2 separate regions of the Homo sapiens genome follow, and region 1 is linked to region 2. A link is a contact called in ENCODE Hi-C or POLR2A ChIA-PET data. All regions are on one chromosome and are shown on one strand. Each heading gives the region's core, a stretch centred on a gene start or an enhancer-like site at or near the end of the contact. The rest is flanking DNA. Distances are from core to core; before and after follow the strand shown. Region 1 overlaps OSBPL3 (oxysterol binding protein like 3). Region 2 holds the start of MACC1 (MET transcriptional regulator MACC1).

Evidence for each region. Hi-C counts contacts between places; a loop is a spot of excess contacts on that map. ChIA-PET counts read pairs that join two places held with the same protein, here RNA polymerase II (POLR2A). Pooled maps may share reads with other maps.
Region 1: a map with no recorded cell type shows a loop between it and region 2 (2.7-fold over the local background). The contact joins the enhancer-like site here to the promoter of MACC1 in region 2. A Hi-C loop is called at or near these places in 2 of 37 single-sample maps with no recorded cell type and 2 of 50 pooled maps. POLR2A ChIA-PET finds 5 or more read pairs at or near these places in 1 of 52 experiments (OCI-LY7).

The regions. Positions count from the first base shown.
Region 1 is chr7:24,906,641-24,912,606 of GRCh38, reverse strand. The region is part of intron 1 of OSBPL3 (oxysterol binding protein like 3); the gene reads left to right. Among named protein-coding and RNA genes, the nearest start is that of OSBPL3, 71 kb to the left of the region's middle. RefSeq lists an enhancer at 1,778-1,927. Within about 2 kb of position 1,331, at least 4 of the 41 ENCODE cell types and tissues checked have a DNase peak (open chromatin) inside an H3K27ac peak, as active enhancers do; they include OCI-LY7, where a contact is called at or near this core.
Region 2 is chr7:20,214,330-20,221,067 of GRCh38, reverse strand. It overlaps MACC1 (MET transcriptional regulator MACC1), which reads left to right and starts at 3,684. Exons shown (of 7, transcript NM_182762.4): 1 at 3,684-3,769. It overlaps GIRGL (glutamine insufficiency regulator of glutaminase lncRNA), which reads right to left and starts at 3,491. Exons shown (of 4, transcript NR_134569.1): 1 at 3,446-3,491; 2 at 2,705-2,812; 3 at 1,312-1,485. RefSeq lists enhancers at 951-1,080, 645-1,174, 1,091-1,240, 2,660-3,859.

The DNA of each region.
Region 1 (5,966 bases), core at 82-2,581, 4.7 Mb before region 2:
TCAGGAGCTATGATTGTCATTGTTCTGTGCTGGGGCTGTTCTGTCTTTGGGTGTGAGGATGGGAGAGTTGCCTTTTGCATAGTACTCAGAGTTCTTTGATGAAAAACGGTAAGCACAGAATGGTTTATTAGAATGCCCTTAATGTGCTAAACTCCCTAAATCAATGGATGTCTGCAGTGAATCTGCAACATAGGGGAATATGCAAGGAAGATCAAGGCCCTGGTTGCTGAATTTGATTTTTAAAATTAATTTGATGGAATCCAGCTTAGAGTTTTAACACATTACTTACATCCCACATTTTGACTTACATTTTCTGATTTGTAATTCCTATGAACTATTATTTTTTGGTAACATTCTTACTAGATGTAAACTCCTAAAGAATTAGGATCTATCTTTCCACAAATTTTTAAAGTTTGATAAATGGATACTTGAGAATATTTTCTTACTTCGGAGATAAAATTTAGTAAAAACCTTCTAGTAGCTAGTGTGAAGGGGAGGGAACACAGGTTATCAATTTGATAAACAAATAACCTACTACCTACCGTGTCAATTAAGAAAAAACAAAAACAAGGATGAGACAGTCTTCAAATTGCTTTTGATCTATACACTCTACTGGAGAGAATAAAATAACCATGTCATTGTTAGCATTGGGAACAGAGGTGCTTTTAGGTTTTTCTTGCCTTTTAGCTCTAGTCTACCAGTAACCACCCCACCTTTTTAAAACCTGTTTACTCTGCCTTTTCCTTTTATGTCTCTCTTTTTTCCAGTTTGCACTAGTTTAAAAGTGTCTCAGGTTAAGTTTTTTGCAGTAATCTTTCTTTCCCCTAGAAGTGAGTAAAACTTCCTGTATCCCTTTTTCTCCCCACCTATGTTCCCTAAATTAGTGATTCTCTTACAAGGAATTATTATCGCCCCTGCAGTTTTGGAAGGATACCTCCAAAATATATCTTGGGGACTTCGATTTATAGAATTTGGTTTAAGCTTAGATTCTGAGTCCCAGGGTTATTTTTAGTTAAGTGGACAAACAAACTTGAAGTGTGTACATCTGATACATGACCCACTAGGGTATTTTGTTTCTTGTTATTTGAGAGTGTTCAGTTAGCACTTATAGAGCATTACCCATTGTTAGCTGGCTGTTTACATTTCTGAAAAGATGATAAGTTGATTTTTGTAGGAAATAGGGAAGTTTTAAAACTTCATGCTCACATTTCATAGTAACTCAATTGATAGTCTTTTTAGATAAGTAATGAAATGCTGCCTGTGGTTGCCAATTGTTAAAACTCTACCAAGCTTCCGCAAGCAGTTGTCGGTTAAGGGAGCGTAATAACACCCACTGATAAAATTCAAACCACCAGATGTTATTTTAAGTTCTTGGGTGGTGCTATCTTTTCTTACCCTTTAAACTGCTAAGTCACATCCTGCTTTGCATTTCAATTTGGTATAAATTGGATGCAGCAGACATAGGTCTGGCATAAGATGCTCAAACAAAATTAAATACCAAAATTAAAGAAGGCAGTTCTGTGGAGTAAATCTGTCATTTCTGGATGCAAGATTATGTTAGAGCAGTGGCTCAACCCTTGCTGTGTATCCAAATCACCTGGGAGTGTCTCAGGATGCCCTTGCCCTGGCCTCATCCCCAGTGTCTGGACCAGTTAGTATGAAATGGCACCAGGCTTTGGGATTTTGTAGAAGCTTCCCAGGGTGATCCTGTCACGCAGCCGGGGTTGAGAAATGTTGCAGGAGGTGCCCCTCCCGACCCAGCTCACAGCTTTGTCCTCCATGCTTCTCTCTACCTAGTCAAGCCCTATCCACATCTTCACGGCTCCCTGCAGGCCACCTCTTCCTAAGCTTTTTCTCACAACTCCAGCCCCACTGAGCTCTTCCCTTGTGACTGCCCATAGCACCTACCAGATGGCCCACCCTGGGGTGTGTTCTGGCTTGTTTCATTTGTGACATCTTATCTCCTTGATCACAGTGGTTTCCTCCTTGGATTAAGTTTCTGTCACTTAGTTTCCATCACTGAAGGGTTAGCACAGCAGTGGACACATAGTAGTTACTTTATAGGATATATACTGAATTGAGTTTTCATCAGTGTGCCTGTCTTCTTTTTGCCACCTGTCTTTCCACTGTAGCTTCCTTTATTAGCCCACATTTATTCATAAGTATTTCTTCCTTGTAAGGTGTTGAAGGACAAGTAAGAGTAGCTAAGCTGCAGAAGGAGGAGGAAAACTCAGCCCATTTCTGATTTCTCCATTCAGGAATGGAGGAGTTGTCATAGGACCTATGGACTCATCTCTCTCCATTCAGAACATTGATTCATCCTGATCTGTAGTGACTCTTGGGACCACGTGGGTGATAAATGCAACATGAAAGGGGCTGGCTTGCTGGAGAAGGTGAAAATGATTTGAAGATTGGATGTCTACCATCTATCCTATTTTGAGCATTTGGGATTATTTCAGGCCAGGGTAATACACACCTTCAAATTGAAAATAGTAGCTTTCGGCCAGCCACGGTGGCTCACACCTGTAATCTCAGCACTTTGGGAGGCCGAGGCAGGTGGATCACCTGAGGTCAGAAGTTCGAGACCAGCCTGACCAACATGGCGAAACCCCATCTCTACTAAAAAGTACAAAAATTAGCCGGGCATGGTGGTGTGTGCCTGTAATCCCAGCTACTCATGAGACTGAGGCAGAAGAATTGCTTGAACCTGGGAGGCAGAGGTTGCAGTGAGCTGAGATCTGAGCTGAGATCACGCCACTGCGCTCCAGCCTGGGCGAGAAAAGCAAGACTCTGTCTCCAAAAAAAAAAAAAAAAAAAAAAAAAGAAAGAAAAAAAAAACAGTAGCTTTCCTTATTTTGTCAAATAATGAAAAGGATTCTTACTGCCATAGGTTCCTGTTTCTGGCACAGGAAGCTGGCCAGGACAGAGGTGATTGGCAGCTTTCTGTTAAGACGTACAGAGGTGACCTAAGGTTCCTAATTTGAAGGCATGCCAGCTTCTTAGGGCCAATGTTATTTGTGCTATACCTGTGTAACTGAGAGATTCAAAAATTAGGTAACTTTAACACGATTAAAGTTTATTTCTCTCTCATGTAACTGTTCAGATATTGTTATTCCTTGGCTGGCATGGTGACACTATGGTCTTCAACCAGTGTGTCTTTCATTTCTGGGTCCAGCTATCACCACCTCCCAGCTCTCAGGAATGGGGAAAGGGCAGGGAACATGTGTATCTCTTTTTAGGACCATGACCTGGAAGACAAACAACTCTGCTCACATCTCATTGGCAGCCCTTAGTCACAAGCCCCTACCAAGCGGCAAAGAATGCTAGAAGTGAAAGCCTCTTATTAGATGCCCATGAACCACATTAAAACTCGAGAGTTCTATTATTAAAGAAGGGGAGAGTGGATATTGCTGGATAACAAGCCAAGGCATGCATGCTAACTTACCAAAATATCAGATCTATCAGTTATCACCCCGTTCACTGGTTTGGGTAAAAACACTCTAAATGTCAAAAGAAACCTCAAATGTATCATGAGTTCTGTGAAGTCATGGTAGAAAAGTAGAGAACTTGAGGGGGATGTTTGATGTCTCTACTTTTTGGGGAAAGGTAGACCATGTGCTTGAAAAGGACACGCAAAGTAACTACAGCACAGATAGTGTTGATAAGCCGAGTTTGGTTTGTGGAGCAGGCTCTTGCCATCTTTTGAGGACAAGTGTGTTTGGCAAGAGATTTGCTAACTTGTTTAAGAGAGTTGAACTGAAATTTGATGGGAAGGAAAAAACGTTAAAACTTGATTGGCTAGAGAACAACCGGCAGAGCAAAGATAAAAAGACCAATAACAGAGGAGGAGAACATCAGTAATTTCTTTTTAAAAAAGCCTGGGCAGCTGGTTGGTAAAATACCTGCAGCTCTTTGCCATTGTGCAGCTTATGAGAATGAAGCAAAATAAACTTGAAACATTAAAACTTGGATATAGATAGCATCACTGGATCTGTCTCACCACGGTTAGCGTGGTTCTCGTGACTAGAATATGATTTTAGAAGGGGATGTTTTACTGTAAAGAAGCAGTCTTGGGGAAATCTAGACCTTAATGATGAATCCCTGGGTAAAGAGGGCATGGTAGGGAAGAAAGATTGTAATAGGATCAGTATTATGGATGGCCAGATAGAGGCTATGGAGGGCGCTTTCTTCTCAGAAACTGAAACTTTAGAATGAATACCACATGTGCTGATAAAAAGGAGATTCAATCAGATAATCACCCACTGGATGTTTCATTCGGCTAACTTCTGATAAACTCTTGACTTGTTTTGCCGATCATTTAATTTTTAAGAAGACTGAAAAAATAATGCAGAGAATGATAGCTCTGGGTTTCTTTCTGAGCCAACAAGGAAGCATTAACTAGTGATAGAAAGTGGCAGGAACCAGGAAATGAAATCCCCAAAGAAGGATGCTTTGGGCATAACATCTCTATGGTACTAGAAATATTTGAAACAAGTCAGAGAAAAGAGAGAAATGATGTCTCTTGTGGCCAAAGACTTAAAATGGCAAGGAGATCTCACAAGGAAGGAATAGCTGAAATATTCTGAAATACATAAGTAATCCCAAATGATTCCAGTGAACAGTAAAGACAGAAGTCTCCTATGGGAATAAATAAATGTGCTCACACTGAGAACTCTTTCCTTGGCTCAACAAAGATTGCTACCAGTCTTTGTAAATTACTTTCCACAGAATGTAGAGGTGAATAAAATGCAGTCCCGAGTGAGATATAGACCCAACATCTAGCAGTCAGGATATGAAGAGTGAGTCAGAGTGCAGGAAACGTGACTAATACTTTCAGGTAGCGCAAAAGGAAAGCAGAGTCCAAGAGGAAACAAACGCATTTGGGGTGGGAGAGGGGTTGAGAAAAGGCTTCATGGAAAAGGCAATGCTGAAAGTGATCTTCGGAAGATGGAGGACTTTGCCACAGACGGAAGAGAGAAAGTGGGTTAGGAGGGTGCTCCATAAAGAAGGACTCACTAGGAGAAAGGGAGAGTGCAGAATACAGGGTATGTATATATGAGTTGTTAGAGATGAAGTTTGAGTGATAACAGCCAAAGTGTAACTGAGTGATGTCTGGCAAGGACTATGCTGAGTGTTTTACATGCATTATTTTAGTCAATCTTCACAAAACCCTGTGAGGTTAGTACAGTTATTCATGCCTGCTTTCACATGACGAAGCAACTCAGACATTTAGCCACAGAGTGAGAGGTAGATCCAGAGTCCAAAACCAGTGAAATGCAACTATGTAGTGGAGGGTTTTGCCTGCCAGGCCTTGCTATTTTACTTAAGCTTGTAGGCATTGGGAATTTGGAGCAGGGGAGAGCCTGGCGATAAATTGAACTAGGGAATGGATATAAGGATTGAAGTGCTGGGAGAGAAAATGTGGAGTCAGTTGCAGGGCCTAATGGTGGTCTAAAATGGATAGGTTGTTTTGAGAATAGAAGAATATAAAACACATTGGGGGGTGATGAGGTCAGTGTCAGGGAGAGAGAGAATCTACACTACTGGGGGCTCTGGGAGAGGGAGTTTGGTTGGATTAATAGAGGGTGGGTATCTTAATCAGAGTCAGGGAAGCCAGTGGCAGGTATTAATATCAGCATGAGGGAGTAATGAGCATAGGCTTGCTGTTCCAGTGATGAATCCAGGGGCCAACACCAGGCTGGGGACTGGAGTGTGGGGGTAGGGAGCAGTGTAGAGGCTTTACTAAGGTAAGGGGCCTGTAAAGATGATCAAGAGCTGAAGTGCATAGAGAGAAGTGGATGAGGGACAAAACTTTGGTGACTGCCCATGGAACTGGGAGAGAAAAGGAGACAGTAAGCAACACTTTAAAGTTAAGAGGTATCAGCACTCCTGTGTTCACAGAAGCACTGTTGATGATAGCCAAGATGTGGAAACAACCTAAATGTCCATCAACAGATGAATGTGTG
Region 2 (6,738 bases), core at 2,435-4,934:
GTTACAGGATGATAATGACTCAGGGACAAAGTGACCCAGAAAACGGATGTCATAGCAGCCCGGGTTCTGAGAGTCAATACATACTGAAATAGGACAGAGAAAAAACTCCAGGGGGAACTTTCTTCCAAACTTGCAAATGTGGCCTTTCTCTTTCCAAGATAATGTCATACTAAGAAAAATCTGAACAAGGGGGGAATATGCTGTTTCCTATCACTCTTTCTGGTATATTTGTACTACAGGGGCCAAACATGAGTGACTTTAACATACGACATAGGTCACTGAAGGATACAAAAAAAAAAAAGAAAAAAGGAAACAAAAATCCTTTTGATTATTAAATAACAATAAGCAATAGCTTGTGTGCTTGAGTTCCCTCTCCAGTGTAGGAAACCACTAGTTCTGCTCCCTCTGAGATACAGAGAAGGGGTAGAGTCTAAATTCTAACCCTAGTTAAGAGAAAAAAATTACCTCTGCATTAATGAGCAACCTGACAGCTTCCATGTGGTCAGGCAAATTTTAAGTTAGAAGGAACTTTAAGCAAGACTTCCTCATTTTATTGACCAGTTTAATGTAGGTCAAATATATATACATGTACTCCAGGCACTGTGGAGATTTAGGATATTTAGAGATAAATAAAATCCAGTACTTGATCTGATGGAATCTAAATATACTGGGGTAGGTAGTGACAACGTGGTAAGAGTTGTGTGAGAGGTTCGTATCACTCAGAGTTTTTAGCTTCAAGCAACAGCAAATGACTGTGGCAGATCTAAACCGAAGAGCAACACACCAAACTTCAGTCCCAGAATTGCTGGGAGGGGCTTAAGAATCAGGCACACAGCTTACGAAGCCAGAGCAGCCCCCAAAGCAATGCCACTGAATAGGTTCCTTGTTTCTGCTAAGGCCCAGGAACCACAATTTGCATGACCAACGCCATGAGCCCTGGACTCTGCACCCCACGGCCACCACAGTCACATCCGGAACAGCAGGTTGTTTGCACAGCTGCCTCTGCTCACCACAAGAGTGAGTTCTCTTCTGTCCCTGCTTCTTTGTGTCAGCAGTTCCTAATTCCTGGTCCCAGATAGCCATGTCTGATTGCCATTCTAAGTGCTTTGCCTCTCCCTTATCTACAAGCGCAGCTGGGACAGTGAGTCATTGGGATTTCAGCTTCTATGTTGGTTGTGACCATTGCGTAAGTCAGTACAAGAAACATGGTAGGGGTAAGGAGGTCAGAAGAGACTTTCTTAAGGAAGTGATCCTGAGCCATGTGCTGAGGATGAGCTAAGGCCCCAACTTTACATAGCTGGTGATACTCACACAAGCAGGCTAAGGGGCCTCCAGTCCTTATGACATAATTAGAGGAGAGCTGGGAGGAATTTCCAGACAACAGCCACCTTCACCAGCCAGCCCTTTTGTCTGATGGTCCACACAAAACTCATTGTATGAGTCAGCAGGATCTAGAAGGTTCACTTCCTCCACAGTGGCCGACAGCTAGAAGACACAGCAGAGCATGTGGGGACCAGGAGAATCCCATAGAGGCAGAGGTGTGAGGAACTAGCAACTGTGGAAAGAATTCCCTTCCCTGAGGGAGGAGATCAGTGGTTAAGAACTATTTAAATAGTCCAAAGTGCACAGTTTAATCTTTAGAGCCCGTAGATTAGATAATAGGAGAAGGGATCCATAAATGCTGGAGCTGATAATCAAAAATCATAGATAGAGGTAGGGCCAGGTTTCCAGGACCATGGGACTGAGGACTCTAGGGAGCCCAGTCCTTGGGGAGCTGTTAGAAAGGCAAGTGCACAGCAGGGATTGGAGCTGGTAAACAGTGAGTGCTGACCCACTAGGGCTTTCATTTCGGGTACTGTCAAGGGTTCAATTGCTAGATTTAATGCTTTGCCTTTCTGCAAATAAAGGCTGTGGGAGCCACACCAGACCAGACTGCAGGGGGATTCTGATAACAGTACTCATGCATGGCATTTAGGTAGCTTTTTAAATGTAAATGTTTTCCGGGAGACATAAAGATGGCATTAGGCATTAACACACACACACCTTAGAGTTAACATCTCAGTTATTTTATGTGTTGATTGTTTATCACAAACATCTACTTGTACATTAATGAGTTAATGAAGTAGGGATACAATGAGGCCTTGCCTTCAAATAGGAATGTAAGACTGCATAGGTACACACACACCCATGTAAACCAATGAAATGAGATATACAATGTGTTATGAGAGGAGCAGATGCAATATTATGAAATTGATTAGGAGGAAGAGAATAACTCAGATTAAGACAAACTGAGAAGGACATCTTGAAGAGTGTTTTTCATTGAGCTTTGGAAAAAATGAAATCTCTGAACATTTCAAGATGAGCAAAAATGGTTTCAGGGAGGAGAAATGCCATGCAGAATGCCCTCTGTAGGGTTTGGGGAAATTAAGAACCATTTGTTTTGGAAATAATATAATGACATAAAGGAAAGCTAGGTTCTAGTAGAGAGTTGAGGAACCTGTGACAAAAAGAAACAGAACAGCTCAGTTTGGATTGTGGGATGAGTCAAGGGGAAACTTCAAAGGGAATCTGGGTGGATTAGGTGATCTGGCAGCATGAAGCCAGGGATGCATCAGGGAGGAAGGGGTGGTTAGAACAGTAGGAGAGAAAGTGCAGAAAAGGGAAAGGAAACTTTTTCTTTGTCACCATTCTGCCATCTACTTACATTAGATGAATCCTTCTATTATGTTTCTGAACCCAGACCCAGCCAGGACTTGTCTCTATTCATTTTCTGGGCTGTGTCTAACAGGAGATAATAGGCTAGAGAGAGATGCTGTATGAACAAATAGAGAAACACATTTGTTTTAAACATTCTCTGTTGCTGATGTTGGAAAAAAATGTGAAACAATTATTGCACATTTCATTTCACTAAGTTTTACCTTTTTTCCCCTTTCCCCTAATTTTCTCTTTCTTGAATTTTGAACAAAATACACAGAAGGAAAACACAAAACACAGAAATGGAAAGTAAAATGGAAGAAAATATCAAGAAAACTTTATTCTTGCTTATATTTTAAAAGGCACATTTTAAAGTGTTATCTTAAAAATCCAGAGCATTTTAGAAGATGAAATGCCAAAAGGTCTCCATTATGTCTATATGTCTATGTCTTTGAGTGACAATCACAGTGCTGATGTAGAGGGAAAGGGGGAACTAGTTAGACACTGTCACTCACCTGGGAAGGCTTTATTCACCTGTTCCACAGGGCAGTGAGGCACCTTCAGCTCTGAATCACCGAAAGAGAATCTGGTGGGGCAAGTTCCAGCTGCATGAGGATTTGCTTGCATAAATATTTTTTACTTATTGCTAACACTGAGGGTGCCTTCTTACTCCCTGGCAAACATTAAACCACTTTTATTTCCTTTCATGGAAATAAGATTATATTTACAGATGGTTCTTAGATATACTCACCTGATTTTTTTTTAATTGCTTTTCCACCTGCTTCCCCTTTCTTCTTAGGGTGAAACTCTAGCCATACGCCCTCTTCTGGTTTCGGGTGAGGAGCCTGAATTGTGGGTATCGTAGTTCTCTTGCCTTTTGGGGTTTCTAGTTGGGCAGCTTTGGAGCCACAGTGGTAGAACTTCAAGTCCCAGGTGGCTCAGGAAGCAGGGGTGCAGTTGCCTGCCTGCATACGGAGCAAGGCATGTTTGAAGAGTACCCGGGTTTGGTAGAGTGACTTCTATTCACTAAAACCATGTGTCTGAACTGAAGAAGCTTGGGCTCACTTCCACAAATGTAAGTGCTGATTTTTTAAAAATAATATTCCTTTCACTATTGATATGTGCTACACACTAGGAAGTTGTATAATTTCCAGAAAAATGTAACAAACCAGCTGCTTAACAAATCAAGCCCTGCTTAAATAAAGGGAAGGTAACTGGTATTCTGTGGGCTTATGGGACATGTGTTAGAATAAACCTCATGACATAGAATAGAATAATACCTTGAGACATGGTTTAGAATAAAGTAGTTTATTTTAAAAAAAAGGAGGAACCCAGGTCACATTAACCATCAAAGGCAAAAACAAAACACTCTATGAGTTGCTTAAAATATGTAGATGGCTGAAATCCCCTAAAAACTTTAAATATCTCAAAAAGCATACAGGTATGTTAAAAAGACTGTGCTTTGAAGATAGATAAAGTTGCAATCAGCAGCCCCACTGCTTATTAGATTTATGACCATTGACAAGATGTTTCACCTCGCAAAGTCTCAGTTTCCTCATCTGTAAAGTGTGTGTGCATAACCTACCTCATTAGGTTAATAGCATTAAATTATGAATAAAAGATAATCATGTAATTAAGTTAAGGGGGTCATTAAATTAGCACAGTGCATTGTACTGAATAGACAGATGATACATGATGGAGGGTAACTTGGCTTCATCCTAATTAAGTTTCAATTAAGCTTGGAAAACACACCAAAGAAACAAAAAGACAAATACTGGATGATTCAACTTACCTGAGGTATCTGGAGTAGTCAAACTCACATAAATGATACTTAGAATGGTAGTTGCCAGGGGCTTGGGGGAAGGAGAAATGAGAGTTGTTTAATGGATATAGAGTTTCAGTTTACAAGATGAAAACACTTGGAGACTGTACAATAATGTAAATATATTTAATACTATTGAACTTAAAATTTGTAAGTGTAAACACTTACAAATGGTTAGGATGGTAAATTGTATGTTAAGTTTTTTACCACAATTAATAAAGATAGATTTTAAAAAATTTATTTTTAAGATCAAAAAGCATGTAGTGAAAATTCCAATGCCTTCCATTTATTAAAGGTCTTCCTAATTTCCTAAAAATGTCTTAAGTCTATATTCAGTGGGTCTAATTTAGGATTGATATTGACTTATCTATGTTAATGTCTGGTTTTTACATAGCAATTACTGGGTGATAATGATGAATTTCAGGTATATTCTTAAAGTTGTCTTAACCTCAGTGGTGATTCTTTTATGCCCCCCTGAACTTAATTACATGATTATCTTTTATTCATAATAGCGATTTTTAATATGATTTCATGGGTAGTGTACAGAATCTAGAAATTATGAAGTCATAATTATTAGTTACAATTTGCTTAAAAGCTTTAGTTATGACTCATTTTTAAAACTTAAAGCAAAAATATTATTTATTCCAGTTTTCTCAACTTCCTTGTAGCTAATTTACAAATAGAATATTTTTATCTGTTTGTGTTTTAGAGATAATAAAAACTATTAAGGCAAAGTTTGTTAAACACCATCTTATCTTAAAATGTATTGGCTGATTTGGAGGACAAAAGACATTTTGGAATTATACTAATTTTGAACTTGAAGACATGTCTGTTGAATTTTTAGAGAATTCTTTCTTGAAAGACCACACATATGCCTAGGTGTCTATTAAGACTAAACATCCCTTATGGCATTTGGTGATAAGTGAAGGTGATAACAACCAGCATTTCAGATGACTGTGCAGAGTTTTACATGTGATATGCCATATATTAATAAATGTAAACCCTATGTCAGCAAGTCCAGGATAGAATTAGAATGAAACTTGTAATTCTCCAAAGGTGGAGGAAAGCTGCAGAGGCACTGAACACTGTATACTTCTAAAAGGGTGGCTTTTTTTGTTGTTGTCAAGTGCCGTCTATGGTGTAGTGTCTCTAGGAAGTGTCATTCATTCAATTGACAAAGATTTCTAGCAATCCTGCAATATACTCCCCCTGGGCTGGGTTTAGAGGCTAGAAGAAACTCATGCACAGCCCTTGAGGGGATCCTTATCTACTAGCAGAGATATGACCTCATAAATAGTTAAAGAGAGTAAGTGCTAATTCATTAGTCATTCATGCTGTTCATAGAGTCACTCCACAGAAAGTGTGATGCTCAGTATCAGGGGATTAAAAAGACACCTTCAAAAACCTTTCTTTCAACTATAATTACTGGAGACCAAATAAATAAATAAATAAATAAATAAATAAATAAATAAACTTGAGATGTATATGAGTCATTCAGAAGCAGAGTGGAGTGACTTCCTAAAACACAGAAGAGACGCGTACCCAGGCTGCCAGAGGAAGGGGCAGTCACAGTGCCCTGAATTTCAAGAGGACATTGTGGGAGGTGGTGGAACTTTAAGCAGGCCTGGAAAAATGTGCAGAGTTGAGATGGGCAGGAAAAGGTCATGAAAGTATCTCACGTACAGCAGTGTTTTCCAAACTTTCGCACATTAAATGATTTTCGGAAACATATGGACTGATCAATCAATAACAATAACATTAAGATTACAGATTGAGAAAGTTATATTTTTTGACTTAGTTTCAATTCTTCAGAAATAAGTTTTGTTGTTTTTGATATGACTTAAACTTCTCCAAACACTTGTTTAAGCTTCCTTTATAACACTCACAGAATAAGCAATAAATGTTAGTAGGCAAAAAGTACTTAGTTTAATTTAATTACTGCTTTAAAATAACATTTATATATAGTTATTGCCTATTTATTACAATAGATATCAGCTTTTTTCATTTATGGTACTAATAGACATTAACCTTTCAAATATTTGTCTTACTTAAAATAAGAGTGAATTTACAGGAAATATTAAGTAAAAAGTAGTTCAGGTGGCAATTGGTAGTGGAAAAATCATGATGAGGTACCAGAATGAGTGAAGTTTGGGAAACACTGAAGTAGGGGGAATATCAAGCACAAGAATTAGGAAGTGAAATTGAATGGGCTGTTTTTATGT